Linked DNA regions of Homo sapiens: region 2 is linked to region 1. A link is an interaction called in ENCODE POLR2A ChIA-PET data of the cell type or tissue named here. Cell type or tissue: MCF 10A. All regions are shown on one strand. Links, peaks and the distances in the headings refer to the core of each region. The heading gives the core; the rest is flanking DNA. Region 1 holds the start of SMIM3 (small integral membrane protein 3). Region 2 overlaps ANXA6 (annexin A6).

The links. ChIA-PET counts read pairs that join two places held together with the same protein. Peaks named below come from ENCODE experiments on the same cell type or tissue, not always from the same donor. Only the 100,000 strongest peaks of a DNase experiment are listed, where the experiment ranks them.
Region 2: POLR2A ChIA-PET joins it to region 1 with 5 read pairs; 5 of 35 experiments call an interaction of 5 or more read pairs at or near these places.

Annotation. Positions count from the first base shown.
Region 1 is chr5:150,778,435-150,794,965 of GRCh38, reverse strand. It overlaps SMIM3 (small integral membrane protein 3), which reads right to left and starts at 16,209. Exons shown (of 2, transcript NM_032947.5): 1 at 15,994-16,209. It overlaps LOC124901110, which reads left to right and starts at 14,565. Exons shown (of 2, transcript XM_047417995.1): 1 at 14,565-15,059; 2 at 15,415-16,531. The coding sequence starts at 15,845. The coding sequence ends at 16,486. RefSeq lists enhancers at 3,853-4,831, 4,832-5,811, 14,826-15,687 and a silencer at 16,125-16,314. In MCF 10A, for the core only: no CTCF peak of the experiment used is centred there; a DNase peak (open chromatin) is centred at 4,505.
Region 2 is chr5:151,087,658-151,104,188 of GRCh38, reverse strand. ANXA6 (annexin A6) reads left to right here. Exons shown (of 26, transcript NM_001155.5): 25 at 497-619; 26 at 2,682-3,483. The coding sequence ends at 2,741. It also overlaps a transcript of TNIP1 not described here. Among named protein-coding and RNA genes, the nearest start is that of TNIP1, 15 kb to the right of the region's middle. RefSeq lists enhancers at 5,434-5,483, 5,674-5,783, 8,951-10,150, 9,785-10,194. In MCF 10A, for the core only: no CTCF peak of the experiment used is centred there; DNase peaks (open chromatin) are centred at 9,508, 9,958 and 10,478.

The DNA.
Region 1 (16,531 bases), core at 232-8,231:
ATACCGCTTCTCCCATTCTCCCCTTTCTGGGGAGAACCTACCTATTCTGTGTGGTTTCGTTGGGACACTGACCTGAGTACAGGGATGGATATGTTTCCATCCCCAGTAACTTATGGAAAAATAAAATTAAAAAGGTATAAATAAATAAATTGTTTGAGCCTAACTACTTAATAAATGGAACTGCTCGGTATTTATTTTGACCTAGGGTGCTGTTAAAAAATGACTAAGACACTAAGGATTCAGTGAATTGAACACGATTGGAAACAGCTATTTGTAGTCTGCCCCTCTCCCACTCTTCCCCCCAAGTCACCAAAGTCCAAATTATCATTCTTATGCCTTTGCGTCCTCATAGCTTAGCTCCCACATATCAGTGAGAACATACGATGTTTGGTGTTCCATTCCTGAGTTACATCACTTAGAATAATAGACTCCAATCTCATCCAGGTCACTGCAAATGCTGTTAATTCATTCCTTTTTATGGCTACGTAGTATTCCATCATGTGTATATCTCACAGTTTCTTTATCCACTTGTTGATTGATGGGCATTTGGGTTTGTTCCATGATTTTGCAATTGTGAATTGTGCTGCTATAAACATGTATGTGCAAGTATTTTTTCGAATAATGACTTCCTCTGGGTAGATACCCAGTAGTGGGACTGCTGGATCAAAAGGTAGTCCTACTTTTAGTTATTTAAGGAATCTCCACACTGTTTTCTATAGTGGCTGTACTAGTTTACACTCCCACCAGCAGTGTAGAAGTGTTCCCTGTTCACCACATCCACACGAGCATTTACTGTTTTCTGATTTTCTTTTTATTATGGCCATTCTTGCAGGATTAAGGTGGTATCGCATTGTGGTTTTGATTTGCATTTCCCTGATCATTAGTGATGTTGATCATTTTTTCATATGTTTTTGACCATTTGTACATCTTCTTTTGAGAATTGTCTGTTCATGTCCTTAGCCCACTTTTTGATGGGATTCTTTGGTTTTTTCTTACTGATTTGTTTGAGTTCGTTGTAGATTCTGGATATTAGTCCTTTGTCAGATGTATAGATTGTGAAGATTTTCTCCACTCTGTGGGTTGTCTGTTTACTCTGCCGACTGTTCCTTTTGCCATGAAAAAGCTCTTTAGTTTAATTAGGTTCCAGCTATTTATCTTTGTTTTATTGCATTTGCTTATGGGTTCTTGGTCATGAAATCCTTGCCTAAGCCAATGTCTAGAAGGATTTTTCCAAAGTTATCTTCTAGAATTTTTATAGTTTCAGGTCATAGAGTTAAGTCCTTAATCCATCTTGAGTTGATTTTTGTATGAGGTGAGAGATGAGGATCCAGTTTCGTTCTGCTACATGTGACTAGCCAATTATCCCAGCACCATTTGTTGAAAAGGGTGTCACTTCCCCATTGCATGTTTTTGTTTGCTTTGTTGAAGGTCAGTTTGCTGTAAGTATTTGGGTTTATTTCTGGGTTCTCTGTTCTGTTCCATTAGTCTATGTGCCTATTTTTATACCAGTACCATACTATTTTGGTGACTATGGCCTCATAGTGTAGTTTGAAATCAGGTAGTGTGATGCCTTCAGATTTGTTCTTTTTGCTTAGTCTTGCCTTGACTATGCAGGCTCTTTTTTGGTTCCATATGAATTTTGGAATTGTTTTTTCTAATTCTGTGAGGAATGATGGTGGTATTCTGATGGGGATTGCGTTGAATTTGTAGATTGCTTTTGGCAGTATGGTTATTTTCACAATACTTATTCTACCCATCCATGAGCATGGAATGTGTTTCCATTTGTTTGTATCATCTATGATTTCTTTTTAGCAGTGTTTTGTACAAGGAAAACTACAAAACGCTGCTGAAAGAAATCATAGATGACACAATCAAACAACTTAATATGTATTTATGGCCTAACAACTTAGTAGCTGTTTGAAAAAAAAAAATACACGCAAATTGAAAAAAACAGTTTTTATTTCATTCTTAACTAGTTACTAATGGAATATATGCACCTGCTGGACACTGTGTAACTTTTCAAACTTTGGAATAATATTGGACAATGCCATCCTCACTTATTATTTCACATTAATTTTTGCCCAGTACTTGCCATACCATGCAACCACCAAAAAATCAACTTCAGGCTGGGTGCAATGGCTCACGCCTATAACCCCAACACTTTGGGAATCCAAGGTGGAAGGATTGCTTGAGCCTAGGAGTTCAAGACCAGCCTGAGCAATATAGTGAGATTTTAATTCTAATTTAATCTAATTTAATGCTAATTAGATTGGCATGGTGGCTTATATCTGTAGTCCCAGCTACTTGGGAGGCTGAGGTGGAAGGATTGCTTGAGCCCAGGAGGTCCAGGCTACAGTGAGCCATGATCACACCACTGCACTCCAGCCTGGGTGACAGAGCAAGACCCTATCTCAAAAATAATTTTTTTAATCAACTTCATAAATTATAACATTAACAAAAGGCATGTAGTAAGATTAGTGTTAAACTGTGAACTATCTTAAGCTAATCATTTGTAAAGTGTCTGAGAGATGTTGTCAAATATCACTACTTCTGTCAAAAATCTTAAACATCCTGCAGCACTCCCCTCCTTCTAGTGAGTTCACTGGGGCTCCCAGGACACTTCAGTGCTCAGCTTGGGAACCATCGATATAATACATTCCCTGCCCAGAGGGCACAAGGCTGGAACTATCTCCTGCAGGTCCTTTCAAATGTAAGGTCGATAATTCTGTGATTCTAGGTTCCAAGCAAAATTCCTAATTGCAATCCTATTTCCTATTCTTATCTAATCACTAACTTTTCCTTTCTAATGCCCTTGGCTCCATGTCCACTGTTGCCACCCTAAGTAAGGTATTGATCACCATACCCAAAGGAGAGTACCCAAGAAATACATACAAGGATGTTACTTTCTGCATTATTTGTTAAGGCAACAGACACAACAAGTGTCCACTAATAGTAAAATAAAGAAGGGTATATCTGTATAATGGGATGCCATGCAACAATTTTCATGTATTCATTCACTCACCCATTCATTCATTCATTTAACAAGTATATAGTACTTACTCCACATCAATCATTGTTCCAAATGCATTACAAATATTAATTTACTTAATTAATACAGCTACTATGAAAAACAGAATGGAGGTTCCTCAAATAATTGAAAATAGAGTCACTATATGATCTCAGTAATCTCACTTCTGGGCATATAACCAAAGGATTTGAAATCAGTATGTCAAAGAGATTTCTGCACTCCCATGTTTATTTCAGCATTATTCACAAGAGCCAAGTTATGGAATAAACCTAAGTGTCTATTAACCATGAATGGATAGAGATAATGTGGCATATACTCAATGGAATATTATTTAGTCTTAGAAAAGAAGGAAATTAGTGCCATTTGTGACAACATAGATGAACATGAGGACATTATGCTAAAGGATATAAGCCAGGCACAGAAAGACAAATATCTCAAGTTCTCATTTATATATGGAAGCTAAAAATATCAGACCCATAGAAGCAGAAAGCAAAGCCTCTGGTGGTCACCAGAGGCTGGAAGGTCGGGGGAATGGGGAGATACTGGTCAAAGGGTATTATGTTTCAGTTAGGCAGGAGGAATAAATAAGTACTGAGATAAAAAAATTAATTTATTTATTAGTCATTTAAGAGGAATCTGATCTGTAGTGAACTCCAAAAGTTTTAAGTGGAAAAAATAAAAATAAAGTGCAGAACACTTGTGTATAGGATGATTCCTTTGGTTCAGATTTTGTAGAATTAAGTAGGGAAATAGGCGAGGATATATACAGGAAAATTACTTTCTGAGTGTACTCTCAAGAAAGTGTTAATAGTGGTTACCTTTTCGGGAGCTGGACTAGGAATAAGAGGTTTTGCTTTTCATTCTTCATTCATAAAACATGATTTTATGCCGTTTGAATTTTCTCAACATGAGCATTTATTACTTCTAATTTTTTATGCCAACTGGGTTAAGGGGGCAAAGAGGCTTTTTTTTTGTTTTTGTCTTAATAATTCTCCATCTTAAAAAGTAAAAACACACATATACAATTTTAAAATCAAATAAAATTAAGAGATGAGACTAGATCAGCAGTCACCAAATGCCACATACCATGGTAAGTGACCTTAAGACAGTATAAAAGAACACTGATTTCTGGGTCTCAATCCATACATACTGAATTAGACTCAAAGGGGATGAGGAGGAGCCCTTTTTTCCCATTGTCCAGGTGATTCCAACGTGCAGCCAGATTTGGGAACCTCTGGACTCAACAAATCTTTAAGACCCCTAAGGCCTTTTCTGGCATTAAGATTTGGGAATTGATTCCCAGGTGCTCTGCAGCCAGGCTGGGCAGATCTGGGCAAGTTCCCAGATGAAGGAGAAGCCTCTGACAAAGCTCCCCAGGGCCATAGGATTATCTGCCGAGCTTGCAGAGGAGACAGAAGCACAGGCTGGCCCTGTCTCAGCCTAGGAAATGGAGTAACTTTCCCCAAGGTCTAAGACACAGAAGCATGAGTCACAGGAGACTGAAACTGTTAGAGGACCGGGGGCGGGATAAATCATTCTTTGTGGTCTCCTGACTACATCAACAGCTAGCTGCCTTAGACTAAAGGAACCCCACAAGAGTCCTTTCCTGTAAACCCTTTAACATCAAACAGTCTTCCTGACTTCAAATGCCAGGAAGACGTAATCACCCTGGCTGATTTTCATAAGCAAAGCCTGTAAGATACAGGAACTCAGGCTTCGGGGCTCATCCACAATCAAGAATCCTGGAACATTAAAGCTAGAATGAGTGCCATTTCACAGATGGTGAAACTGAGGTCCAGGGGGTCTTCTCCCTCCTGCAGTCTTACTCCTTAAGGGAATAATCATTCAAATACATAGATCTGATCGTGTCGCTGCCCCTAACTAAAACAAAACAGAACAAGTAGATGAATAAATGAAATTCTTCTGTAACCTGTATCCTAGACTGTACTAATATTACTCTTTTGCAAATGAAATTGTTATTCTAACCCCAATACCCAACAGCTAAAGTAAGGCTGCTCTAGTAGAGCCTGGAAAGTGGGGGCCTGGCAGGGGAAGCGTGCAGTCCTACCTACCCAGCAGAGCTGAATACATTATCCTCAGAGACCCTAAGCACTAGAGATGAGGGTGCCCACCCCCTTCACATATGCAATTCAAACTAAAAATAATACTACACCATAACACACAAACTTTGCATGTTACGAAATTAAAGTCGGTTCTTTCTTCTAACTGAAAAAATTGGAAAAAACTTTTCCCAGCTGTCCTTTGGCATGCCTGCTCAGTGCAGCGGGCTTACTTGGTAGGGCAGTGCTACTATTCAGTTTCCCCTCGACCCCCTGGGCTCCTCAGAACATAGTGTGAAAGCCACAAGTTGCAATGTTCTCCAAGGGCCCTTCCAGAGCTACTGTTCCAAGATTCTAAGGCTGGCCATAGAAGTAGTCGGGTGTCAGAGGGCACAGGGAGCTCTATCTCCCTGTTTCACTCTTCTCGAAACTCAAACGTGTCCTTTGCTGCACTGTTCTTCCCCATGTAACATGGGTTCCAGTCGCTTCCACCTCTCCCTACTGTCAAAGAAAAATTTTGTCTCCCAAATAAGAGCTAAGCAAACCATATCTTCAGCATCTTTAATTGCACACTAGAAATATTTGCTTGAGAAAAAGCAGGACTCTAAGCTTCTCCTAGCTGACTTCTATTTGACCTCTCTGTCATGAGTGCATAAAACCTTGTTTCTTGGTATGTCTAATATAATAGTCATAGATTAATTTATCATTTGCCTCACAGATATATTGCTTGATATTTCTTATTAATGGTTCATGTTGGATATGGCCCAAACCATTTATGTCACAAATTTATGCCTATCACTGATAAGAATATGATGTTTTTATAACCATAGGAAGTAAAACATCAATCAGGTCTAAACTCTCATTATTTTGAACCAGCATACTTTATCTGCTATTTGCCTCCTTAACAAATAATAAACTTTGACATATGTTCAATATAAGTTTGTCTAAGAAACTGCACGGAAACCACCCTGAGCTCACCAGCAGAAAAGCCACTAGCACCAAACATGCCATCCCATCAGATCACAGGCCCTATACCACCAGCCCTGTGAACTGGACACATCATTGCTCCTCCTCAGTCCATAGGGGTTAAGTAACTTAGCCAATTCAATGGAAAAGTCAACAATCCCAAAATGACTATTTTGTGTCCACTAACAAGACCAAATATAAGGTGGGGGGAAAAGCAATGTAGTTTCTACGAAAGAGGAAAAAAACTTTTTTCTTTTTTTTCTTTTTTTTTTTTTTTTGAGACACAGTCTCGCTCAGTTGCCCAGGCTGGAGTGCAGTGGCGTGATCTCAGCTCACTGCATCCTGTACCTCCCAGGTTCAAGCAAACCTGTGCCTCAGCCTCTTGAGTAGCTGGGACTACAGGTGTGCGCCACCACACCTGGCTAATTTTTGTATTTTTTGTAGAGATAAGGTTTTGCCATGTTGCCCAGTCTGGTCTTGAACTCCTGGCCTCAAGTGATCCGCCCACCTCAGTTTCCCAAAGGAGAGTGACCGCACCTGGTCAAATTTTACTTTTCCAAAGGTAAAAATTCATCCCCTCTTTTAAGTACTCCACTTGATCCAGTTTAGGCAGGCAAAGGGAAGCCCTACTGCCTGATTAGGAAACATCAAATTTTACTTCTGGGACCACTTTTCTTAAGCAATTAAAAGTTCTTTTTGCAAAAGAAAGAATCATTGTTTCGGCCAATCCCACCATTTGGCAAGTTTTCTAGTTATATAAAAATTATATAAATTTCATAAATTAAAATTTCCTACAAGTTGATAGTTTTAGGGTAACTGGATTCAAGGCAACAAGCCTGTGTTATCTACTCGTCAGACTCTCTAGCAAGCAACTTTTTCCTCTCTGACAGGACAATACTGTTTTTATTTTTGGTTCAGTATTATCATGATAAGTAACTCTGTCCAGGATATTCATTCATTTATTCATATGTCAAGTACTTGGTATTTGCAAGATACTCTCTCAGGACTTACTATTACTTACTCCTTATGACTCTGTGCTTCAAGAAGCACAGGGAAGTGAAATACCACTTCCCTTATTTCCTCAAACACAGGATCACACGAGCCAGCATTTGCTTAACAAATTGTATTTGTTTAAATTTGTAAAAACAAAAATAAATTGTTTTATTTCACAAATTTGTACTATTTGTATTTGCTTAACAAATCCCATTCATTAACTTATTAAAACTTCACAAAAATCCTATGTGGGGATTTTACAGCTATAAAAACTAAAACTGAGAGAGGTTAGCCAGCCATTGATCATAAAGCTAAGTGAACAGGATTCATACTCAGGAATCCTGATTCTGCACTTACTTACCACTACACTACAGCTACCTCCAAAGAGTCCACACAGACCCAATGTATAAGCATGGAGTATACCAGACCCACAGCTTTCTTCTAAGTCCAGGTCAAACACTGTTTTCAGCTGAAGGCCATTCCATATTTAGAGAATTAAGAAGAGATACGCAATCTATAAAGATCAGGACTTCCGATTCTGGTAATGGTGAACTAGACAATTTGGACTAGTCCTTTTACTGAAGACAGCTAGAAAAGTGGGACCAAAAAAACCTGATGGAAGGCACTAAGAGCTAATGAAATAATGAAGAATTACCAGTCTTCATTGCTTGAGAAAAAGCAGGACTCTAAGCTTCATTTAGGTTTTTTTGGTCCCACTTTTCTGGGAGAAGGCAAAAATCCAGGGAGGAGAGCCTGTCATTTTCCCCTACCGGAGAATGGAGACTGAGCAGTACTGACTCAGGAGACTAAGGGGACAAAAGTTGGAGTCCAAGACTGCCAAGAGAGGGAGAGTAAAACTTCTGCACTTTGAGCTTGGACCTTAAAAAGCACCCTTAGTGCTAAAGATGAACTGGAAGTATACTAGTCCTCCCAGAGACTACAACTCAGCTTTGCATTATCATAGCTCCTGAAATTAAATTAAGGAATCTCCAGGTGCTTGGTAGAAGCAAATATACATCCTCTCTGGAGGCAATATCATCATGATAGGTCTCAAATTATGTTTTGTTTACAAATATAATGTCCAACACATAACCAAAATTAATCAAGAATGCAAAAAGACAGGATGATAAAAACAAAATAATCAGAAACAACAGACAATAGAAAAAAAAGTCTACCGGGGCTCCAGATATTGGAGTCATCAGACAGACACATAGTTCAAATAACTTAGCTTACTATGTTCAAGGAGGAAAAAACTCCAAGTTTGAGAATTTTGACAGAGAATTTGAAATTATAAGAAAGAATAAACAGATTTTTTTAAAAGAATCAAATAGAGGTTACAAGTGGTGGCTCACACCTGTGATCTCAGCACTTTTGGAGGGAAAGGCAGGTGGATCACTTGAGCTCAGGAATTCAAGATCAGCCTAAGCAACATGGCAAAATCCCATCTCCACAAAAAAAATTTTAAAATTAGATGGGCATGGTGTGCACCTGTAGTCCCAGCTACTCAGGAGGCTGAGGTGGGAGGATCACTTGAGCCCAGGAGGCTAGGGCTACAGTGAGCCATGACTGGGCCACTGCACTCCAGTCTGGGTGACAGAGTGAGACCCTGTCTCGAAAAACAACAACAACAAAGAGAACCAAATAAAAATTCTAAAACTGAAAAATATAATAGAAATTTAAAATTCAGTAGATAGGCTTAAAAATTCAGTAGATTAGCCATAGTAAAAGAGAGAATTAGTAAACTGGAAAAAAGATCAGGGGAAAATACTTAGAATGAAGTAAGGATAAACAAAAGGATGGAAAATACAGAAAAAGAAATAGGTAAGAGAGATAGAGGAAACAGTGACAAGGTACAACATAAATATACTGGAGTATCAGAAGGAGAAAAGAAAGAATGAAGCAGAACAATATTGGAGTAAATAATAACAGAAGTTTCCAAAACTGATGAAAGACACCAATTTGCATACTAAAGATGTCCCATGAACTCCTAGCAGAATACATAAATTGGAATCCATAATTAGAAATATAGTAAATCTGGCCAGGTACAGTGACTCATGCCTGTAATCCCAGCACTTTGGGAGGCTGAGGTGGGCAGATCATTTGAGGTCAGGAGTTTGAGACCAGCCTGGCCAACATGGTGAAACCCTGTCTCTACTAAAAATACAAAAATTAGCCAGGCGTTGTGGCACACGTCTGTAGTCCCAGCTACTTGGGAAGCTAAAGCAGGAGAATCATTTGAACCCAGGAGATGGGGGTTGCAGTGTGCCAAGATGGCACCACTGCGCTCCAGCCTGAGCAACAGAGTGAGACTCCATTTCAAAAAAAAAAAAAAAAAAAAGAAAAGAAATATAGTAAATCTGCTGAGATCCAAAGATAAAGAGAAATAAGACAGAATATCTTTAAAAGAGAAACAGTTAGATTGACAACCAACTTCTCAACAGAAACAATGGAATTTAAAAACAGCAGAATGATCTCTTCAAAGAGGTGAACAGAAATAACTGCCAAGAATAATGGTGCAATAAGACATTTTCAGGCTAGGTGCGGTGGCTCACACCTGTAATCCCAGCACTTTGAGAGGCCAAGGCAGGCAGATCATTTGAGGTCAAAAGTTCAAGACAAGTCTAGCCAACATGGTGAAACCTGTCTCTACTAAAAATACAAAAATTAGCCAGGTATGGTGGCACACGTCTGTAATCCCAGCTACTCGGGAGACTGAGGCAAGAGAATCGCTTGAACCTGGGAGGCAGAGGTTGCAGTGAACCAAGATTGTGCCACTGCACTCCAGCCTGGGCAACAACGCGAGACTCCATCTCAAAAAAAAAAAAAAAAAAAAAAGACATTTTCAGAAAAAAAAAATACAGAATTAAAGTATTCAAGAGCAATAACAAACAAATTCTGGAAGAAATAGAATTAAAGTATTTTGATTTTCTTGTATTGCCTAAGAAAGGGCAGAAGAACCAAATCATATTAGACTTTGTTAAATCAAGGATGCATATTGTAACCTCTATGGTAGCCACTAAAAATATCAGTCAAAGAGTGCATAATTTCCAGCGGAAAACAGGAGAGGAGAAAAACAACAACAAATACTTAGAATAAAGGGGACAAATAGAAAGCACAGAGAAAGATGGTAGATTTAAACCCAAACTAACAAGGACCGTTAGGGTACATATAAATAAGGATAAAATATACACATACATATATATTTTTTATAAGAGACACATGGGGATTGGAAGGGTTAAAAAGTCAAAGGATACAAATGAAACACCGTGTAACCATGAATCACATACGCTGGTAGTCCCTTACTAGTATAAGGCCAAGTAGACTTTTAGGCAGAAAGTATTACTAAAGATACCAAAAAGGTAAAGTGATTTTCTATTTTTAGGTACCTAATCTCAGAATTATAAGGAGAAATAGACAAATCTGCAATTATAGTGGGAGATTTCAAGATGTCTCTCTCAGATCTTGTGGGGAAAGGCAGGATGAGCAGAATAGATGTTATCAACAAAGCCCAGAGTTGATGAGATACATGAAGTGTTGGAAGCATATGGAGTCCTGGTGGCTTTGGCAAGAGGTTTAACCTCTTTGAGCTTTAGTCTCCTAATTTGTAAAATGGAAATAATAACTAATAATTGTAACCACTTCATAGGGATGCTCTGGAGGTTAAATGAGCTAATGCGCATAAAGCACTTAGGACAACGTCTGGTACACAGTAAGGGCTTCACGAAGTTAAGCTGAGCTAGTGAACCCGGCATCGTTCCTAAATCACAAGGTCAAGAGATGGAGACCATCCTGGCCAACATGGTAAAACCCTGCCTCTACTAAAAGTACAAAAATTAGCTGGGTGTGGTAGTGCACACCTGTAGTCCCAGCTACTCGGGAGGCTGAGGCAGGAAAATCGCTTGAACCCAGGAGGTGGAGGTTGCAGTTAGCCAAGATCACACCACTGCTCTCCAGCCTGGTGACAGAGTGAGATTCCGTATCAAAAAAAAAAAAAAAAAAAAAAAGGGAGTTCAAAGCCTCTGCCATTAGTTAGGGTGCCGTGACTGCTTCGTGACTGATCTGGGCCCAATGTAGGAAACCACAGTGAAAAGTTTTTTTAAGTAAAAAAATTTTAAGCTGTCCCCAGCTTGAACCTCCCACCGGAAACTTACACCCTCCACATCCGAGCTGCAACTAACAGTCAACTTTTGAGAGCTTGCCAATGGTTATCCAACCGGTTTTACTGCCAGAGTTCACTGAGGAAGAAGGCAATAAAAGAAGTGACTGCCTGCTGGCAGGCAAGCTTAATTATCTCAAAGTGGGAGACAAGGCAGATAGAGGCAGGTGGCTTCCTGCAGGTGTGGCCTTAGCCCAGCACTGCCAGAACTCTGGGCAGACCATGCTGCTGCTGTTTTGTTTCCACCAGCCACGGTGGCCAGAGAGCAGACAGCTATAACCAGCTCCAAGTCACTGATGCTGAGGCGTCCAAAGATACATGACTCTTCAAGTATTTTGCAGAATGTGAACAAGGCTGATGGTTCCCAGGGCACAGGACTAGAGGGTTTGCCAGCATTGTCCACCTTATAGGACCCCTTCCAAAAAGTCTCCACCCTCAGAAGATGCTGCTGAGGTTGTCAAGGAAGAATGGAACATTTAAGCCAGAGAGGGCAATTCAAGTTCCTAGATGGGGCCACACTGGCCACTTTGTAGCCTGGGGAACCTAACAACTGTGTCCCAGGGGCTGATCCCACTTGAAGAACTTTGTGTTTGCTGTTCCTTCTCAGAATGCTCTTTTCCTCCCCTGTCCATTGTCTCAATGTCCATGACCTCAACCTAAATGTTACGTTTTAGTAAAGTTTTTCCCGACCCACTCTGTTAAACTATCACTCTTATCTTGTTTTATTTTCTGCATATGCTTTTCACAATCTAAAATTAGCTTGTTTGTTGCTTGTTTGTTTTTATTGGCTTTTTTCCTATCAGGCTAAAGACTTGTTCATTTGCTCCCTCAAACGCAAGCACAGGGAGAGCAGAAGCCTCACCTCTTGTGTATTGCTGTGTCCTCAGCACCTATCACAGGGCCTGGCATATCACAAGTGCCAACAAATATGAAATCAATGAAGAAATGAATATGGGAAGATTATTTCAGATGTGAGCTCACTCGTGGAACCTAATTGACTGAAGAGGTCCAGAAAGAATCCTCATCCCTGCAAAAGTCCCAGTGATTCTAAAAGTCAGAACACTATCTCCAAAATAACATGATGTCCTCTGATTTTATCATTTTCTGGGCTCTTTGTACATTCAGGAAGGATTATGGGGGGCTCTTTCTTCCCCAGCCCACCCTGTACATACCAGGCAGAAGAGAACTGGCCTTTCAGAACGAAGCCCTCTAGGATTCCCACTTGTTGATTTGCTTGGGCCGATAAGCTCAAATTCGAGTTCTGACTCCATGTGCTCAGGAGCTGGGGACTGAGGTGGGGAGGAGGGACCAGGGGTGAGGGGAGCAGTGATGTTGCCCAAGATGTGAATCTTTCTGTTCTTAGAAGAGGTCAGGGAGGCTGATAAAAGTGGGGGCAGGTTTCCCATGCCAAGTCCAATATGAGAAGGACATACCAGCTTCACATTTACTCTTGGAAGTATTTCTCCTCCCACTGTGTAACAGCCTCAAACATTTACCAACCCAGCACAGTCATTTCACCAGGGACCTTTGGTCCAAATAAAGGGGCCAGAGGAAGGAATGGACAGGACATACAACTACCAAAAATGTGAAATGAATCAAATCACAGCCTTTTCTCCAATGACCCAAAGTCCCTAAGGAGCACTCTGTTCTCATTTCACCCCAACTGGCCCCTGTCTCTCCAAACTTCCTAACAGACTACAGACCTGCCTGAGTTTCCATCTGCTCCTCTGTGGCTGGAAAAATGGAAAAACACCAAGATATTTCAAAGAGATCGGAACACAGCCAGAGCTGTGTAAGACCGCACGTACCATCTGACCCAGCCAATCACAGAGTCTTAGAAACCAACAGAGAGCTAGCAGAGGAGAAAGCCCAGGCCAAATCCCCAGCATCCTGTTTAAGGCACTACTATCCATCATTGCTATTTGCCAGTGACTAAGTGCCTGCTGTGTGTCGGGCTAACAAAGGAGACTGTCCATGAGAGGTGCTGGCAGGGTGCTCCGTGACAGAGCTGCAAGAGCACCGGGCGGTGGTAGTGCCTTGCCTCAATGTGTGAGCCTCAACAGGTCGCTCTCCCAAAGTCAGCCTCATGTGTGTGGAAAGCAGAATAATGCCCACCACCACCACCACCAAAGACATCTATGTCCTGGTCCCCAGAATCTTGAATATGATCCTATATAGTGGGTCACTAGCAAGAAACATATCCAATCAGCCAATCAGAGTGCAAATCAATAAAATAAGGAAGCTCTATCTATACACAACTAAGCAATTTAAAGTATATGGTTTAGACGTGGAATCTAGCTTGCTGTTGTTTAATGTGCCAGGCAATTATACTTCTGAGCAGTTCCCCTTCCTAACTACCTAATTCTTAGCCTTTACTGCTAGATGTCTCCATTATCTCTTGAGGTTCACCTTCTGTTTCCCTAGTGAGTTGGAAGGATACTAGGTCTCTAGGGATCCACTAGAACAGTGACTATCAAATTCTCACTTAACTTCTCTCAGGTCACCCTGAAAGTAAGTGACAGAGGCAAGATCTGAACCTAGTTCCCCCCAATTCCAATGAAGTTCAGAGAATAGGCCCTGGAGCCAGGGTGCCTGCGTTCAAATTACAGCTCTGCCACTTACTTTCTGTGTGATCATGGGTGAGTCACTCTCTCTGGACCTCAGTTTCCTCATCCATAAAATGGAGGTGATGACAGTCCCTCCCTAATAGGATTGTGGTAAAGCCTAAATGAGTTAATACAAGTAAAATGCTTAGAGTCATGCCTAGCTTATAGTAAGTACTCAGTAAATGGCAAGTATGATCATTATAACATCATTCCGCTTACTGGGCCAGTCAGGGTGGGGGAGGACAAGGCAGGGTGTCGCAATGCCAACACTTACTCCTATACCTCAATAAACTGTGTTTGTGAGTACACGTGCCCATTTTTTATACCACCGCCACACCCAACCAAGATATTCTCTTTCCTTGGAGGTATTTCCTTTGCATGTTTCAATCCATAGAGAAGAAATGGAGGCACAACGTTTAAAGGATTGGCGTATGGCTGAGAAAGCATCTGAGGCTGTGACTGGCCCTTATCCCCTTGGTCTGTCACCCCCAAGGGCCCAGGATCTGACCTGACCACAGGCCCCCAGAGTCTCTCATTTGTTTTGCATCTCTAACACCTCACCGCGACTCAGTGGTTCTCTGGCTGTTCTCTGGGACTCCCCAGATCTTTAGTGTCATGGAGCCACAGTTCTGAGGTTCGGAGAGGTCACTTGTGGGAGAGTTCATGAAGCATGACTTGTAACCCCCACAGCATGATTCACAGTCCCAGGACAGCTGGGAACAGGAGGTCCCGGCTGGAGCAGGAAAACACTTTTTAGTTTTTTTCAGTTGTCACTGCAGAAGCACATGATGTCCTAAAGCTCAGCTGTGCTGCTTTGCGTGTGTCTAGATGGCTGCTGTGCGGCCTGCATAAACCAAAGAGCATGTCATGCTCAACCACAGACAAACATCTGTTCCACTCCCATGTCTTCATTTTACAGATAGGGAAGACAAGGGCCAGAGAGGGGAAATGCCTCCATTAGGGTAATTCAGAGGGTCTCCTAACCCCCAGAGTACCTGTTCTTCCCGCTCCCACCTCCACCTAATTCAGGCATCCCCAATCCTTCCAAACTATGTGGCCACTGCAGTAGCAGCACGCATCATAGCAGATGTTCAAGGAATCTCTGATACTTGTGTGATTGCGCAGCCTTCACCACCACACCCTGGAGCTTTGAGGACCTTAGTATTCACCACAGATGAACCGGAGACTCCTCAGCCCCCAGGTGCAGCAGGATTCCAGCTGGTCCAGAAGAAACAAGTGCAGCTGCATAAGTAAGAGCCCAGCCTGGCCCTCAATCAGAATAACAGCCCCTGAGGTTTGTTTCAATTTGTGGGGGGGGCGGGGGGGGTTACACCTTTCATCCTTTCACTCAGTACATATGTATGGAGCACCTACTGTTAGCCAGGCCCTGCTCCAAGAGCTGAGAATGCCTCAGAGATGACGATAGACAGGCAGTCCCTACCCTCAAGAAACTGGCATGGGGGAGACTAGGGAGCAAAACAACCAGCAACTGGAACAACTACGTCCTCAGGAAAGGGACAGCTAACCAGCAGGAGGGAGCTTGAAGGAAGCCTTCTCTCCAAGATACTTTGCTCATGTCCTTTCTCCTTTGCTTTCTGCACGCAGAAAATGTTTTCCCAATTTCACTGATGGAAAAACAAGGATGGTGAAGCAGTTAGTGACAGAACCAGGGCTGGAACCCGCCACTCCTGACTCCAAACTCCTGGCGCCTTCTACACGGGGCCTCGAGAAAAGCGGGACAGGTAAGTGCAAAGACCCAAACCCAGCGCAGCGCCCAAGCAGGTGCTCAGGCCCGGGCGCTGAACCCTGACGCTGGGCCTGGAGAGCCAGGAGGTGGCAGTCTGCCCGAGGAGGAGGCTTCCCGAGAAGGCAAGGGCAGCGGACCCGGAGAGAAGCCAGTCTCCGAGTGGGGCTGGGGTTCGCCCACCCAAGCTCCGCCTCCCCCAGGCCCAAAATTCTGTGCACTAGGAGGCTCGAACTTAAGAGCTGACAGCAGGAGAAAAAGGAGGGGGTGAGGGCAAGAAATACAAAAGTGATGAAAAGGGAGAAATGGGGAGGAGAGACCGGACATAAAGAAGAACGTTGGGAGCCCGGGGAAAGGGGCCGCACTAGAGGTAGGTCGCGAATCCGAAGAGCTCCGCTCTGCCAGAGCCCCACAAACAATCCCCCGGTGGCCCCACTCACCCCAGATGGCGGCGAGTCTGCGGAAAGTTCCTGGGTCAGGGATGGCTCGGTGCTTCTCAGGGTCCCCAGGACTGCACGGGATCTGGCAGCTGGAAGCGACCCCCAGGCCTGGAACCTCAGCCCTAGGCAGCTCCTGGAACGTGCCCCGGCTCCTCCGAGCCCCGGGAGGCGGGAGAGCGCAGGAGCGGCCAGGACGCGCTGCTGGCTCTGGAATGCGCGGCTGCTGGGGACCGCCCCCGGAACGCCCGGTCCCGGGGCCCCGGCAACTCCAGCTCAGCTCCTCCTCCAGCGTCCCCTGCGGGCTGCGTTCGGGGAGAAAGGAACCTGCGAGAGAAGGGAGAGACCAGGGCGTCTCGGGCTCCCCTTCCACGTTGCCACACACTCGCCGCGTAGCCGTGGACATGTCGCTTGGCTTCTGAGGGTCTCCCCTCTCTGGATTGTAAACCGAGAGGGTTGGCCTAAAATGTGTCCTCCACGACCTTTCCAGCTATAGAGTAGACATGGGAAAGAAAGCCTAGCAAGTAGGTTTGGACAGAGG
Region 2 (16,531 bases), core at 3,199-11,198, 310 kb before region 1:
CTCTGGGGGAGAAGCACTCCCCTGCCTCTCCTAGCTTCTGGTGGTTGCCAGAAGTCCTTGGTGTTTCCTGGCTGTGAATGCATCACTCCGGTCTCTGCCTCTGTCCTCACCTAGCCACTTTTCTGTGTGTATGTCTGTGCCCTCCCTCTTCTAAAGATATTGGTTATTGGTTTAGGCTTCAATCTAATTCAGTATGCCTTCATCTTAACTAATTACATGTGCAAATACCTTATTTCCAAATTACATCATGTTCTGAGTTTCCAGGTGGACATGGGGACACTATTCAACCCACACACATCTTTTTTGCGTGTCAGTCTGGCCAGTCCTGGGCACAGAGGGATTTTGGTCAGGACTGTTTGCAGAAGACAGAGGTGGAACATCCGCCCTGTTTTTGGAAGGAACAAGGGAGAAAGGCAGATGGGATACCACTGTTTCTTGCCTGACTGGGCTCTATCTCTCCTTCCGCCTGTGTCTCCCTCCTGCCTGGCTCCACCAGGGTGCTGGCACAGATGAGAAGACTCTGACCAGGATCATGGTATCCCGCAGTGAGATTGACCTGCTCAACATCCGGAGGGAATTCATTGAGAAATATGACAAGTCTCTCCACCAAGCCATTGAGGTAAGGGGAGGGGCTAGAGGTTAGCAGGAAGCGGGTGAGTGTCAGATCCCTAATATAAGATTAGAAGTCTTTATTCCCATGGACTTTTTTCCAGTGGGTTACCGCTTAGAACAGCCAGGATATTGAAATGAAAGGGGGTCTGTATTGCATTGTTTATACCGAAATCAATTCCAAAAGAATCAAAGGTTTATAATTAAAGATTTCCAAATAAAACAAGAGCCCATTTTTTGCTTTTTTTAAAGCAATGTTATGGAAGTATAACTTACATATCATGGGCAGGCATGGTGGCTCACACCTGTAATCACAGCACGTTGGAAGGCCAAGGCAGGTGGATCACTTGAGGTCAGGAGTTCAAGACCAGCCTGGCCAACATGGTGAAACCCTGTCTCTACTAAAAATACAAAAATTAGCTGGGTGTGTTGGCTCATGCCTGTAATCCCAGCTACTCAGGAGGCTGAGGCAAGAGAATCGCTTGAACCCAGGAGGTAGAGGTTGCAGTGAGCTGAGATCACGCCACTGCACTCCAGCCTGGGCAACAGAGCAAGACTCCATCTCAAAAACAGACAAACAAACAAACGAAAAACTTACATATCATAAAATTCACCTGTTTTAAGGGTACAATTCAACAGTTTTTAGTAAATTTACTGAGTTGTACAACCATTCCCATAATGCAGCTGGTTTCCAAACACTTCTATCATCCCACTAAGCTCTCTCATACCTGTTTATCTAGTTCCATCCCCAGCCATAGGCAACCACCAAGCTACTTTGTGTCTCTGTAGATTTGCCTTTTCTGAATATTTCATATAAATGGAATCACCTAATATGTGACCCTTTGTGTCTGACTTTTTGTTTGTTTGTTTGTTTTTGAGACGGAGTCTTGCTCTGTCGCCCAGGCTGGAGTGCAGCAGTGCCATCTCATCTCACTGCAACGTCCACCTCCTGGGTTTAAGCAATTCTCCTGCCTCAGCCTCCCGAGTAGCTGGGACTGCAGGCATGCATCACTATGCCTGGCTAATTTTTGTATTTTTAGTACAGACAGGGTTTCACTGTGTTGGCCAGGCTGGTTGCTAGCTCCTGACCTCAAGTGATCCACCTGCCTTGGCCTCCCAAAGTGCTGGGATTACAGGTGTGAGCCACCACACCTGGCTGCGTCTGACTTTTTTGACATATGGAGCTTATATTTTTGCTCTTTGAGATCAGCCAAGATCTTAAAGTCTGATGCTTGGTTCTACTTGGCTAACGAGACTATGGGCATCTCAGAGGCAGTCTCTTACAGACTTAGTAGGAATGTAAGTAAATTGTTGGCACATTTTGATACTATATTATGTTTTAAAATCATACATCAAAAAATACAAGGACAAACAAAATCCCGAAAACCATGTCTCATAACAATGATAGGAGTCCCTCAGAAGGGAGATCCATACCATACCATGGGTCAGGAAGTTTGGCCTCCCCAGTCTGAACGTATACCAGACCACTGTGATGTGTGGTGAGCGTGATGGTGTTTGTACCCATTCCCAGCAATGGCTTGGCAGTTAGCACTCAATGTTGTTTGTTCAAATAAGAAATCACCTAACACGATATGCCAAGGGCCATGGGGGAGGGTATCAGCAGAGTGCCAGGGGAACCAAGGGAGGCCAGAGTTCACTGTGCCTCCTGACGCAAGAGAGTGGCCAGAGTGCTTCTCAGAGGAGAGGGCCCTGCTGGCAAATGGGATTGGGGGTGCACAGGGGCATGTTGGACAGGGGAGTGACAGGTGGAGAGAGGACTGAGATGCTCCTGGGGGAAAGGAACAGGTGAAGCTGCAGAGCTCTGCACAGGTCAGATCCCAAAGGGCCTTGAAGCCAGGCCGGGAGCTTGCATATCTTCCTGGGGATAAACAAAAGGGACGTGGTCACATTTATGTGTCTGGGAGATCCCAGTAGCCTACATGTGGCATGGGATCCTATGTTGGTCATGGAGAGAAGCCGAGGGAGATGTCCAGACAGATGGGCAGCCGGGAGGAGGGGGCATTGAGACTGGAAGGACTGTTTTCACTCACTCTGCTCTCTGCCTCTGCCAGGGTGACACCTCCGGAGACTTCCTGAAGGCCTTGCTGGCTCTCTGTGGTGGTGAGGACTAGGGCCACAGCTTTGGCGGGCACTTCTGCCAAGAAATGGTTATCAGCACCAGCCGCCATGGCCAAGCCTGATTGTTCCAGCTCCAGAGACTAAGGAAGGGGCAGGGGTGGGGGGAGGGGTTGGGTTGGGCTCTTATCTTCAGTGGAGCTTAGGAAACGCTCCCACTCCCACGGGCCATCGAGGGCCCAGCACGGCTGAGCGGCTGAAAAACCGTAGCCATAGATCCTGTCCACCTCCACTCCCCTCTGACCCTCAGGCTTTCCCAGCTTCCTCCCCTTGCTACAGCCTCTGCCCTGGTTTGGGCTATGTCAGATCCAAAAACATCCTGAACCTCTGTCTGTAAAATGAGTAGTGTCTGTACTTTGAATGAGGGGGTTGGTGGCAGGGGCCAGTTGAATGTGCTGGGCGGGGTGGTGGGAAGGATAGTAAATGTGCTGGGGCAAACTGACAAATCTTCCCATCCATTTCACCACCCATCTCCATCCAGGCCGCGCTAGAGTACTGGACCAGGAATTTGGATGCCTGGGTTCAAATCTGCATCTGCCATGCACTTGTTTCTGACCTTAGGCCAGCCCCTTTCCCTCCCTGAGTCTCTATTTTCTTATCTACAATGAGACAGTTGGACAAAAAAATCTTGGCTTCCCTTCTAACATTAACTTCCTAAAGTATGCCTCCGATTCATTCCCTTGACACTTTTTATTTCTAAGGAAGAAATAAAAAGAGATACACAAACACATAAACACATTTCCAGTGAGGGCCTCTGTCTTCTACCTAGAGCCTGCAGCCTGGATTTTCCTCATTAGAGCTTGAGGTTGTAAAGTCTGTCCAGGAGCGAGTTACGTCTTTAAATTCTTGCAAGGTGTTTCCCGGGAAGCGCACAGGAGAATCTGAGTTTGCAGCAAGCCTGGGAAGGCTGGCCCAGCCCTGCTCCGGGCCTCAGGTTCCCCCTCATCCCCTCTCGCTGTCTGGACATTTCTGTATGCTCTTCATCCATTTCAACCAAGCCCAAACTTCCTCTTTTGAACTATGCAAGGGTGCCCGATGTGATCTTGATCTGGAGAGGTGCATGGAAAGTTTCCTTCATGCAGGTCACTGATAAGCAAGTAGGCGCAACTGCAGTTCCTCTGCCTTCCCTCCCCCGCTGCCCTACTTCTGGTCTGTGGCTTTGGTCTAAGATTGTCCAGTGACCATGGCATGGGGCTGGCTGCTGGCCAAAGGGCACTTCTCCCTACCCTGGCTGACCAGACTAGTTTATTGCAGGTTAGCGCGTGTTTGTTTTCTTTTCTTTCTTTTCTTTTTCTTCTTTTTTTTTTTTTTTGAGATGGACTTTCGCTCTTGTTGCCCAGGCTGGAGTGCAATGGCATGAATTTGGCTCACTGCCACCTCTGCCTCCCGGGTTCAAGCGATTCTCCTGCCTCAGCTTCCCGAGTAGCTGGGATTACAGACATGTGCTACCACACCTGGCTAATTTTGTATTTTTAATAGAGATGGAGTTTCTCCATGTTGGTCAGGCTGGTCTCGAACTCCTGATCTCAGGTGATCCACCCGCCTTGGCCTCCCAAAGTGCTGGGATTACAGGCGTGAGCCACCGTGCGCGGCGCATGTGTTTGTTTTCATAGCTGTGAAGACAGCAACAGGCAGGTGAGAGAGTCTGGTCTCGTCCCTCCCTCACTTGTGACCTCAGACCAGCCATTGCCCTCACTGGGCCTCAGTTACTCCAACTTTATAGTGGGGGGTTGGATCCAACAATTTTGAAGAGCTCTCTCTTAATCTCTGACATAATGAGTCTGAAACAAAGAAAAGTTACCTTACCGTGTCTTTACTTCCTTTCTTCTGGGCTGTGAACTCAAGTGCCTTGAGGGCCAGCTAAGAGCTTTTTGGGATATTTGTCTAACTTAATTGAACTGTTACTGAAAGATAAATTAACAAAATGGTTCAGAGTTTTGGATTAAGACCTTTGTAACTAACTGACCGTCAGCACAGGAGCTTCGGTTTCCTTCTCTGTAAAACAGGGCTCCTCATTCCAATTCCACCTATCCTGTAGCCTTGTGGGAATAAAAGGAGGCACCACGTGGAGGTGCTTGGCAGGGTGCGTGCCTGGCTCGGAGTCAGTCTCACTACCTGCCCCGAACCAGGCTCAGTTGTAGGGGCTGAAAGGTGGAGCCCATGATGCTTTATGGCTTTGATTTCATGAAGTCCGTCAGCTGCAGATCACAAAGGCATTTGAACCCAAAAAGAAAAGTGCCTTAAAATATATACTGAGGGAAATGGGCTTGGGGCAGAAAGGAAAGAAGAGTGGAATCAGGGAATAGAAGTGAGGAGAGCCCATGGAGCTGAGGGGAACACAGAAGAGGAGGCCTAGAAACCAGGAATGAGGACAGCTAAAATCGGGCAGTAGCTGTCTGATGCCTCCCTAATGCCTCAGCATGCATTTTCCACATAATTTTCAGTTAAGGTAGTTGCATTCTGGTACTGGTCGGTAGCAGGAAGGAAACCCTAAGAGTTTGTGAGGTGAGGTAGACAAGATGAGAAGTGACAGTTTGTCTCCAATTAAGGAGGACTTTAAATGTCAGGATTTTCTCTGATAACCTAGGGGAAGCCTTTGGAGTTCTTGAGTGGGGAAGGTGTGCGTCTAGCTATGCTCTGAGGACAAATGTAGGAAGGCAGGGTGCCATTCGGGAGCCTTTTGCAACGGTCCTACTAAGAGCTCGGTGCCAGCTGAACAAACCACATTTTTTTCTTGGAGTTTTAGCAGAGGAGGAGAGTAGCCACTGTTCTGAACCAGAGCACCCCATTCATGCATGCATGCAGTTTACACTTAATGAGTGGCTCCTATGTTCCATGCCACGTGCTAGGTGCAAAACATACAAACCAATGTGGTTCTGGTGCTTAAGGAGCTTCCACTGAGTGTCCCTCCTGCTCAGCTCTCTCCAAAATGACACTGGAGATTGCTTCTGTGGCCAAAGTTTAATCGGGAGAAGCGATGGGGGCTAATTTAAAACTAAAAGGAAAGAGAAAGCAGAAGCCCAAACCGCTGCTGTCTCAAAGTGGGAGAAAGGGAGGCTGGCTGTGATGTTCTAAGGGTAGAAGGGGCCCTCAGAAATTCTCACCTCCCTCCCTCACTTGCAGATGAAACAACTGTCACTTCCACAGAGAGGAAGCAACTGGCCCAGGGTACATAGCAAGCTAGCAGCAGACAGAACTGGAATTGCCATCCCGGCCAGGGCCGGTGCTTTTAGAAGCACCCTGTGTTTTCTCCTTTTGTCGTCACCTGTGGAGGTGGGCTTCAATACTCTCTAGCTCCTCACTGCTCCCCCTCCTGCCTTGAGCCTTGCATTTTCCCTTTAGGGCAAACTGTTACAAGCTCTGAACTGGGATGGGCCAATCTTGGTCTTTGGGGCCACTAGGAAATACCCGAAGGAAGTTGCCCATTGGGAGGGGGGGTGCCCTTTTAACCTGAGCAGAGAGCAGCTATTTAGGAATTGCCACTCAACCTCCTGCCCGTGGCGGTGGTGTGGGAACCGCTGGCTGTTTAAAGTTTCCCTATGGCCAGGTGCCGTGGCCCGTGCCTGTAACCCCAGCACTTTGGGAGGCCAAAGTGGGCAGATCGCTTGAGCCCAGTTCAAGACCAGCCTGTGTGTAGCAAAACCCCGTCTCTACAAAAAATAGGAAAAAAAAATGCTGGAGGTAGTGGTGTATGCCTGCAGTCTCGAGAGGCTGAGGTGGGAGGATCGCTTGAGCCCAGGTTGCGGAGGTTGCAGTGAGCCATGATCGTGACATTGCACTCCAGCCTGGACTACCAAGGGACACTGTGTCTCAAAAAAAAAAAAGAAATCCCCCTATATTCATGGTGCCCCAGCACAGCTGCAAGCAATAAGTCGCCACCAGAATAATCCCACTTGAGAAGCTTTGCCTCCATGGCCGTTACTTCCTTTGCAGTATTATAGGGGTGATCACCCTCTTTTTACCAATGAGGAAACTTGGGCTCCAAGTGGTGAAACATACTGCCTGAAGACATAGACAGTACATCATGGATTGACTCACTGGAAATGGTCTTAGAGATGGCCCCAACCAACCCTCTCGTTTCACAGGTTTGGTAACTGAGGCCCAGAGACAGGATTGTGACCATTGTATTAGTAAGTGCCAGATCTGAGGCTAGAACGCAGCTGTCCTGATTCCAGGCTCTGCTCTCTCTGCTGACACTTCCTCCTTTACCTATTGATGAGGAAGCCAGACTGAGCTGAGCATGGGAGGGAGAAGGGTCGGGTTGCCCAACCTGAATTTCGGAACCCAGAAGCGGTAAAACAGCGCTCTAACATGCCTCTTCATTCCCCACCAGAACCTGGGTTTCCTACAGATTTCCCCACTTTAGGGTTGGAGTGAGGCAAGTGGGAAATTGTAGTTACATAACTGAGCCCTCTGCTCAGTGGTTAAGTCTGTGGAGGCAGGCAGGCCTGGGTTCAAATCCCATCCACCACTATTAGTAGAAGTAAATAAGTAACTTGACCTGTCTGTACTGGCAATGCATGTTTATTTCTGAGCACACTGTCTAGAACATACGAAGGACTCAGTATATCAGCTCTTTATTATCAATAATAGGCAGGATTCTATTTTAGAGAAGAGTAATCAGGGTCAGAGGGGGGAGTCTGATGCTCTACACTATGCCTGCTACACAGAGAGCTAAGTGGGGAAAGATTATTAGAAAAATCTCAACCAGACCAGGCTCAGTGGCTACACCTATAATCCCAGCACTTTGGGAGGCCGAGGTGGGTGGATCACCTGAGGTCAAGAGTTCAAGACCCGCCTGGCCAACATGGTGAAACCCCATCTCTACTAAAAATACAAAAAAAAAATTTAGCCGAGTTGCGGTGGCGGGCACCTGTAATCACAGCTACTTGGGATGCCGAGGCAGGAGAATCACTTGAACCCAGGAGGCGGTGGTTACGGTGAGCCAAGATCACACCACTGCACTGCAGCCTGATTGACAAGAGCAAAACTGTCTTAAAACAAAAAAAGAAAGAAAAAGAAAAATCTCAACCAAGCAAGGGACACTGAGTGCAGAAGCGATGAATTAACCACAGGGAGGACTAACAAAGGCTCCTTGGAGAACGGGACACTTGAGAGCACCTCAGCAGATGGTTAGAGAAGCTCTTACATTAGAAACTACTGAAGGAGGGAGGGGTGTCCAGGCAGAGGCAATGGCTGAAGCAAAGGCGCAGAGCTGGGAAAGGAGAGGTGTGTGGGAGTGCTGGGGCCCGTCACCCGCTGTGCGAGGACGCCCTCTGGGAAGGTCACTGAGTCCAGGCTGAAGAGTATGGACTTTATCCTCCAGGCACTGGCTAGCCCCTGAATGTGCTAGGGAGGGAGATTATATGATTAGAGATGTCCTTTAGAAAAGATATCCCCAGGGACCAGCATGGAGGAGACAGGACCAGCAGCTGGGGTCCCTAGGTGTCGGGGGGATGAGGACACAAGCCAGCACAGAGGATGCAGAGATGGAGAAAAGAGAAGGACACTGGGGAGCGAGAAAACAGGGAAAAGGGCCCTAAAGTGCCATGGGGAGTGAGCGGGGAGGAAGCAGATGTGAAGCCAAGTTCCATTCCCTAAGAACTCAGAGAAGGACATGAGGACAGAGGTCCCTGATGTAGGCTGTCCCACTGCCCTCCTCTCAGCTAGGTAAGGACTGACAAAACCCTAAACAAGAGCTGTCTGGGAATGTCCCCCCACCACACAAACAGGCCCAGCTGTTAAAATTTCCAGAACATGCATTTCCTTCTGTGGGATGGCCCCACCCCTTCCTCCCAACTACCACCATCTGCCTGTTGTGCTGCCAGCTGCAGGCAGAACCCCTCCCTGGCCGTCTTGAAGGCCATGGACCTTGACCTGGGAGGGCCTGAAAGGAAAGTAGGGAGGGTGGGGAACTGACATTTCCTTCCCCCACTTTCCCATGTGCCTGCTATCCACTCAAGGCCCGTAAATACTGCTTGTCACACAGAATTACAGTCACTGCCAGCCATACCCACAGAGCACACAGTAGAATGAGAAACACATTGCTGGTAATACAAAGGAGTGTAAGGTATTCTGCTGGTAACACATACAGAGACACACATTGTTGACCATACAGAGAAAATAATTTTTTTTTAGTTTGCTGATAACAACCAAAAATACAGACATTATGTGTGTGTGTGTGTGTGTGTGTGTGTTGCTGTGCACGTGGGAAACACCTCGCATATGTATCCTAACTTGTTCTTCACACACACTGGGGCATGTGCACACTCACACTTTTCTTAGTGCATAGCCTTAGTGTGCCCCACACACCTCCAGAAATCAGGAGTCTGCTTGTTGTTGTGTAAGCCCATCAGAGGAGGACAACCAACCAGGCTGTGTGGAGGGCAGACTTCGAGCCCAACAGCCCTGACTTGAACTCTGATCCTACTTGGCATCCTATTCTGGGAGACAAGACTAGCTCCTTGGAGAACCAGGCAGTAAATGAGATCAAGCCTTGGAAAACGAGTGAAGTCCCCGGGGAAGGCTTTCTGGATACGGTGAGGCGCACAGCGAGTGAAATTTAAAGAGGTAGCAGAGAAAAATTGATTCTCCTTCAAAAGTATGGATCCCATTCTGTTCACTTTTCCAGGAGCATTCTAGAAACTGGTGGTGAAGGGGTTAACTGTGCCAGCTACCACATCCCTTGCCCCCACAGGGCTTTGAAAAACCAGAGTGCTGGGATTTGCCCAAGGTGAGTCAGGGTCACTACCTTCCTGCTGCCTTTGGCCGTTCCCAGGATAAAACTCCCCTGGTTGAGTGAGATGGAAACCTAAAATGAAACCTTGCTAGAGTCCCGGACTCAAGCCTCATTACTGTCACCTTTGTCAGCAGCCGCAGCGCCAAATCTATCGTCACCATCATCACTTCTCCCTGAGGCCTGGTATCCCGTTGGGGTAGGAATGTGCTGATTTTGCTTGGGCAACGCACCCTCTCACTGGGCCTCAGACTCAATTTTCCTACATTGGAGGATACTTTAGAGGCAAAATGAGATTAATTTCATGAGGAGCCTAGCACAGTGCCTGGTACCCTGGGAATGTTCAGGTCCTATTACCTGCCCTTCTGTCTTTCCCAGTGTCCTCTCCTCTTTTCTCTCTCCCATCCCAGGGTCCAGGTTAATTGCAGTGCAATATTTGCATAGACGTGAGACCTCACCCGGGGAAATTCCCCCTGGTGACCAACCAGGTTTCCTTTCTGAGGTCAGGCCACATCATCAGACACTGCTCCTTCCTCTCCGGCTTGCCACTGCCACCGCTGGCTTTCGCCCCTGTCATCTGGTGGGTTTAGATCCTGGCACACAGATTTAGGCTCATCCTTTGACCTTGGGCACTGTCCAGAGGGTGGGGATGTGGAGGCTGGGCTAGGGACCCAGAGCAAAACAGTGAGGGGATAGATATTCAGGGAGAAGAGGAAAGGGCAGCAGGTAGGTGGTGGATAGGAAGCCTGGATTGCAATTTGAACTCATCAGTAACTCCCTGGCTGCCCCTGGGCACAAGCCTTCCCTTCTCTGAACCTTAGTTTCCCCTTCTATCCAGTGAGAAGATTGGTCAAGATAATCTCTAAGCTTTGTTCCAGATCTGATAGACTAAGAAGCCACTTCCTTTGCTTCCACTTCCTTTGGCAGCACAGTGTTGCAACATCTGTACTTGGATCCCCTTCCTTTGACAAGAATCTTGCAACATGCCACCCTGTATTAGTTTCCTTGGAAAGCACAATTTTGCAAAAGGCCTCCCTGAATCCCATTTTTCAAATGCTGATAGAATGACACATACCTCCTCTCCACTTAGTGGCTTAGCTTGCGTTTTAACTTTTCCTTTCACACCCATCATACATACTGTTCTGTGACTCCCCGAAAGAGGGATTCTCTCTACATTCTGAAATTTGTTGTCCCTATCCTGGTATTGAGAAGTCACCTTCCTGATACAAAAAGAAGGAACAAGTTGGGAGACCACAGTGACTCAACGACAGTAAGTTCCTGGGATCACCTGAATCAGAACCAGCTGTTAAAAGGGCAGATTTGTCTCAAAAAAAAAAAAAAGCAGCTTCTAGGTCAGTGGTCACAACTTTGCATCTCAAAATCACCTGGGGGAGCTTTATCAATACCCATGCCCAGGCCACACCCCCGGAGATTCTGGTTTAATTAATCTGGGGTGGGGCCTGGAGGGTCCGCGTGTTTAGAAAGATCCCCAGGTGATTTAAATGTGCAGTCAGGATTGCAGGTGATTTAAATGTGCAGTCAGGATTGCGAACCCCTGGTCAAAGGACACTAAAGTTAACAAACCCATGGTCTATAATATTCTCTATGAAATTATCCTAATGGATGCCCTTTTGTGCACACAGCTGTGCTCAGTGTTATAAATGGGTGAAGAGAATTTACTCCCTTTTACAGATGAGGAAGGTGAGGGATGGCGAGAGGAAGTACTGATGAGGCCATATGGTGAGTCAGTAATAGTGGCTGGCCTGGCACCAAGCAGATGCCTGTGGCCTCAAAGTTTGAGGCCTGTCCATTTACTCACAGTCTGAAAAAGGGTGCTGCCAGCTCTTCAGACAGCTGTTTGCAACCAGGGTTACCCCATGTGCATCAGTAAAATAAGGAGGGATATTTGTGGATTTAACACCTGCCTCTATCACTAACAAGTCAAATCCCCTTTCTCAAGACGTATTTCTCACTGTCCCCAGATCTCTTCCTGAAGTGCCAGTTTGATCAGAACATTTTTGGCCACAAAAGTATTTTGTTAATGTTAGTGGAAAGACTCCTATGCGCCCCCCCCCCCCATTGCTTATAGAATGGAGGCGACATTCTTTTCTTTTTTCTTTTTTTTTTTTTGAGACGGAGTCTTGCTCTGTCACCCAGGCTGGAGTGCAGTGGCACGATCTTGGCTCACTGCAAACTCCACCTCCCGGGTTCACGCCATTCTCCTGCCTCAGCCTCCCGAGTAGCTGGGACTACAGGTGCCCGCCACCGCACCCGGCTAATTTTTTGTATTTTTTAGTAGAGATGGGGTTTCACCGTGTTAGCCAGGATGGTCTCGATCTCCTGACCTTGTGATCTGCCTGCCTCGGACTCCCAAAGTGCTGGGATTACAGGCATGACTCACTGTGCCCGGCCAGAGGCGACATTCTTTAGCCCAGTGTTCAAGGCTCCCGAGGTCTGTCTGCCCAGTCTCAGCTCTCTTTACATGTGTATCCCCAGTCCTCTACTCTCCCCAACGTCGGGGACACTGTACACATCACCCCCCTCGATGGGGTTCTAGCATTTCATTCTATGACCCACTTCCTTCTCCTTCTCTTCTTCCCTCCACAAGCATTCATGGATTGCCTGCTGTTTGCTAGGCACTGGTGAAATTGTGACAATCAAAGAAGAAATAGTCCCTGACCACATGGGGCTTATACTCCAAAACGAGTTTTCTCTATGGACATGTTGAGAACACTGTTGATGTGTTGGGTTGGGTCATTTTTTGTTATGGGGATCTGTCCTGTGCATGGTAGGCTGCTTGGCAGCATCCCTGCCTTCTGTCCAATAAATGTCAGTAGTATACTCCCTCCTCAGTTGTGACAATGAAAAATGTCTTCAGATATTGCCAGTTGCCCTGTGGGGGCCAAAATCATCCCTGGCTGAAAACCATTTTTCTCATCAGATGCTAAATTAACTGCACCAATAATCATTTTATTACAACTAGTTGCAGAGAGAGAGAAAGGCAGGGCTTGAAAATGCAGAACAAGGGGCCTGCTGTGGTCTGGAGGGGAGTGCAGGAGTGGGGAAGGTCAGGGAAACTTCCCAGAAGAGGCACACTTAAGTTGAGACAGAGAAAATAAGCAGGCATTGGCCAGGTGAAAGGCACAGTGGAGGGGAGGTGCTGCAGCCAGGGGCCAAGGAATATGCAAGGAAGCCAAAAGAAGCAAAAAGGAAGACCAGGCACGGTGGCTCACGCCTGTAACCCCAGCACTTTGGGAGGTCGAGGCGGGTGGATCACGAGTTCAGGAGTTCAAGACCAGCCCGGCTAACATGGTGAAACCCTGTCTCTACTAAAGATACAAAACATTAGCTGGGAGTTGTGGCACGCACCTGTAATCCCAGCTGCTCAGGAGGTTGAGGTAGGAGAATTGCTTGAACCTGGGAGGCGGAGGTTGCAGTAAGCCGAGATTGTACCATTGCACTCCAGCCTGGGCGACAGGGTGAGACTCTGTCTCAAAAAAAAAAAAAATAAAAAGAAGAAGAAGCAGAAAGGAGCTGGCACATTTGAGGAATGCTTAGGGGTGGTTAGAGCGGGAAGGGATGGTAAGTAGAAGCTAGATCATGAAGGGCCTTGGAAGAATTTGTCAGCCATTGATAGGCACCCATCCAAAGGAGAAGAAGGCAGATCTGAGCTTTAAATGAGAGCCGACTGAGAATGCAATGGGCTACCTGTAAGGTAGTGAGCTCCCCATCATTGAAATAGGGTGGCAAAACTTGGCTGACCACTTGCCAATGGTTGGGGGAGGATGTGCTGGTTCTGGGTAGGCTGTTGAGCCAGTAGACATCTGAAAAACTATGATTCTATGACCTCTTCTAACTGCCTGTCTTCAAAGTTCAGATAAGCAGGTAACTTCATTGGCTTGAGTGGGACTTTGCAAAAATCATAGATTTGATGCTTGGGTGACTCAGAGAAGTAAACGCATCCTCAGTATCTACCAGTGAGTTCCTGACAGTGAGTTCTACCTAGCTGCCTATATGTGAGCAGATAATTCTCACTTTGGATTTGGAAGATCCAGCTGAGAGTTTTGGCTTCTCAAACTCTACGGGGAGTATCGGGGAGTATCAGGGAGTTTAATTAAACTGCTGCCTTTAGGGATCCCCTCGTTAGAGAGTCTGATTTCTTAGCTCTATGATGGGGTCCAGAAATCTGCCAAATCCTGGGCTAGGTCCTAATGGCATGAAGAGTTTCTATTCTTGGGGAACTTTCAACAGAATTGATGAACCAGGAAACTCACAGAGTCAAGTTCATTCATTCCCTAAGTAAGTATCAAATAGCTTTTATGAGACTGGCTCAGTCCTGTCCCTACAACATCAGCAGCAAGACCAGAGATGTCAAAATGGATGAGGTAGGGCTGGATAATTCCGTATCAAAAGAGTGGTCCTGTGACAGTTTCCTTGTGTATACCCAAATTTTGCCCTCTTTTAAGATCCAGTATAGGTCTCATCTCCTCCACATCCTCACGGGAGACATTACTTATATTTGAACTCTACTTGTGCCATTTATTAGCAGTTGTCTTAACCCACTAGGAGCCTCATTTCTTCTTTTGCAGAATAGTATATCAGTCTTATACAGTTCTTAAGAGAGATGCATGAAATAATTCATCTAAGAGCACTGAGTACTGTGCCTGGCATATGATAAGCTTAAATATTAGCTATTAGTGTTTTTATTTCCTAACCGCCTAATGGCAATCCGCCTTTATTCATCCTGATTTCTCCTTCCTCTGAACTTTTGGACTTCCTTAACATGTCAGAATGGGAGGTCCCTTAGTGGTCATCTAGCCTGATATTTTACATTATAGAAGGGGAAGCTGAGGACCAAAACTTGCCTAGGGCCATACAGCAGAGCCAGGATTCAAAGTCAGCTCTACTGATTCCCAGTCTGAGGGCCTCTTCTTCCTCAGTGTCTATCCCCTGGCCTGAACAGAGAAGGCAGCTTCAGGGAATCCATGCATGGCTGGAAGGGGGAAGAGGTGAGAGAAACTGATTGCTGTCAGCATTTCAGCAGGGAGAGCTCAGAGCCATTCTCTTCATAGGATGTGCCAGCCAGGTATTCTAACTGGAAATCCCAGCTCATGTCGCTCCAGCTCCTTGAACGTCCTTAGCCCTTCAAGGTCCCTTTGCCATCTAAGATTCCATGGGCAGGAACTGGTCTAAGCCAGGCTCTGTGAATTTACAGAGAATATGTAATTATAGTGGACTTTAAAGTGCAAATATTGTATATAGGGGGAAAATTGTAATCCAGGAACATTAGGGCTGAGCTACACATATTTTCACCCCCTGCAGAGAAAAGGGTCTATGTACAGGAGAACATCATCTTTTTGCCCCTGGTCTAGCTCAAGGGTCAGTATCATTCATACAACTGCACTTTCTGTGATGATGGAAATATCTGTGCAGTCTGGCATGGTAGCTGCTTGCCACGTGTGGCAATCGAGCTCTTGAAAAGTGGCAGTGCCACTGAGGGGCTGAGTGTGGTGTGGGAAAGAGCACTGGACTAGGAGTCAGGAAGTCCCTCTATTTACTCACTTGGAAATTTATTTCCCCTGTCTGGCCTCCACTTCCTTGTCTGTAAAGTGAGGCCATTGGGCTAGGAGATTTAGCATCCCCGTGTAATCCTGATCTGAAGGGCACAGATGCAGTTGGATGGGATTCAATGGACCCTTCTCCGCCCCCACCTCTTATTGCTCCTCTCCTCCTGCAGAGGCTGCATGTGGCCCCTTGTGACCTGGACCTGTTTATTTCTCCAGGTCTACCTCTGTCACTTCCCCCAGTCTGCCTCAAATCCCTTGGTCTACTCAGACTGAACAGTTCATGGAATATATTCTCTCTTCTCTTTCTGTTCTCAGAATATATTCTCTATTCTCTTTGAATATTCTATTCCCTTTGTGGAGAACACTCTTCCTTATCTTCTTTCTTGGCTACTTTCAGGTCTCAGTTTAGGTGTCACTTCCTCCAGGAAGACTTCCCAGATCCCCATATCCTGACCAGATACTCTTTTGTCCAGGCTCCCAAAGCCCCCTGCATTTCTCCTGCCAAAACACATCTTTCCTGTACTTTATTGTAATCTCCTCCTCATTTACCTGTAGCCCCCAGAGCAGTGCTATCCAATAGAACTTTCTATAATAATGGAAATGTCATACATGCATGTAGTCTAATGTAGTAGGTGCATGTGGCTGTTGAGCACTCGAAATGCAGCTTGTGCTACTGAGGAATTGAACTGTTAATTCTATTTAATTTTAATCTACTTAATTTATATTTAAATAGCCCCATATGGCTCCTCAGAGTCTGTGAACTCTGAGAAGGCAGGAAGCGGGTCTGATTAGTCCACTCTTGTATCCTCAGTGGTCCATAAATGTTACCATAAGAATGAGGAAACTCTGGAACCAGGAATGATGAAGAAAGGCCACACCTCATCCAAACGGCCCTCTTCATCCCCTCCCCAGGCATATTTTCAGGGGATAAGGAACAAAGACTTTATGTTTGTAAAGCAGTCAGTAGTTTACAAAGGATGTCTACAAACTATTATTTTTATTTCTAAATTTATTATCATTTTTGAGACAGGGTCTCACTCTGTTGCCCAGGCTGGAGTGCAGTGGCGCCATAATGGTTCACTGCAGCCTCAACCTCCTGGGCTCAAGCAATTCTCCCACCTCAGCCTCCCGAGTAGCTGGGACTACAGGCAAGTGCCACCACACCCAGCTAGTTTTTGTATTTTTTGTGGAGACAGTGTTTTTACCATGTTGCACAGGCTGGTCTCAAACTCCTAGGCTTAAGCCTGCCTCAGGCCTCACATAGTGCCAAGATTAATAGGCGTGAGCCACGGTGCCGGCCCATCATTTTATTTTAATTACCATTAAATGGCAGGAGTCAGGCAAAGCAGGACTCATTAAGCAGGAGATCACTAGGGCTCAGGATGATGAGGTGACTTGTTCAGGATCTCCAGCTGGTCAGTGCAGAATTCCTTGGGCTGCGGTTTCTAAGGCCTTACTTGACATCCAAATGTGACTCGGCATG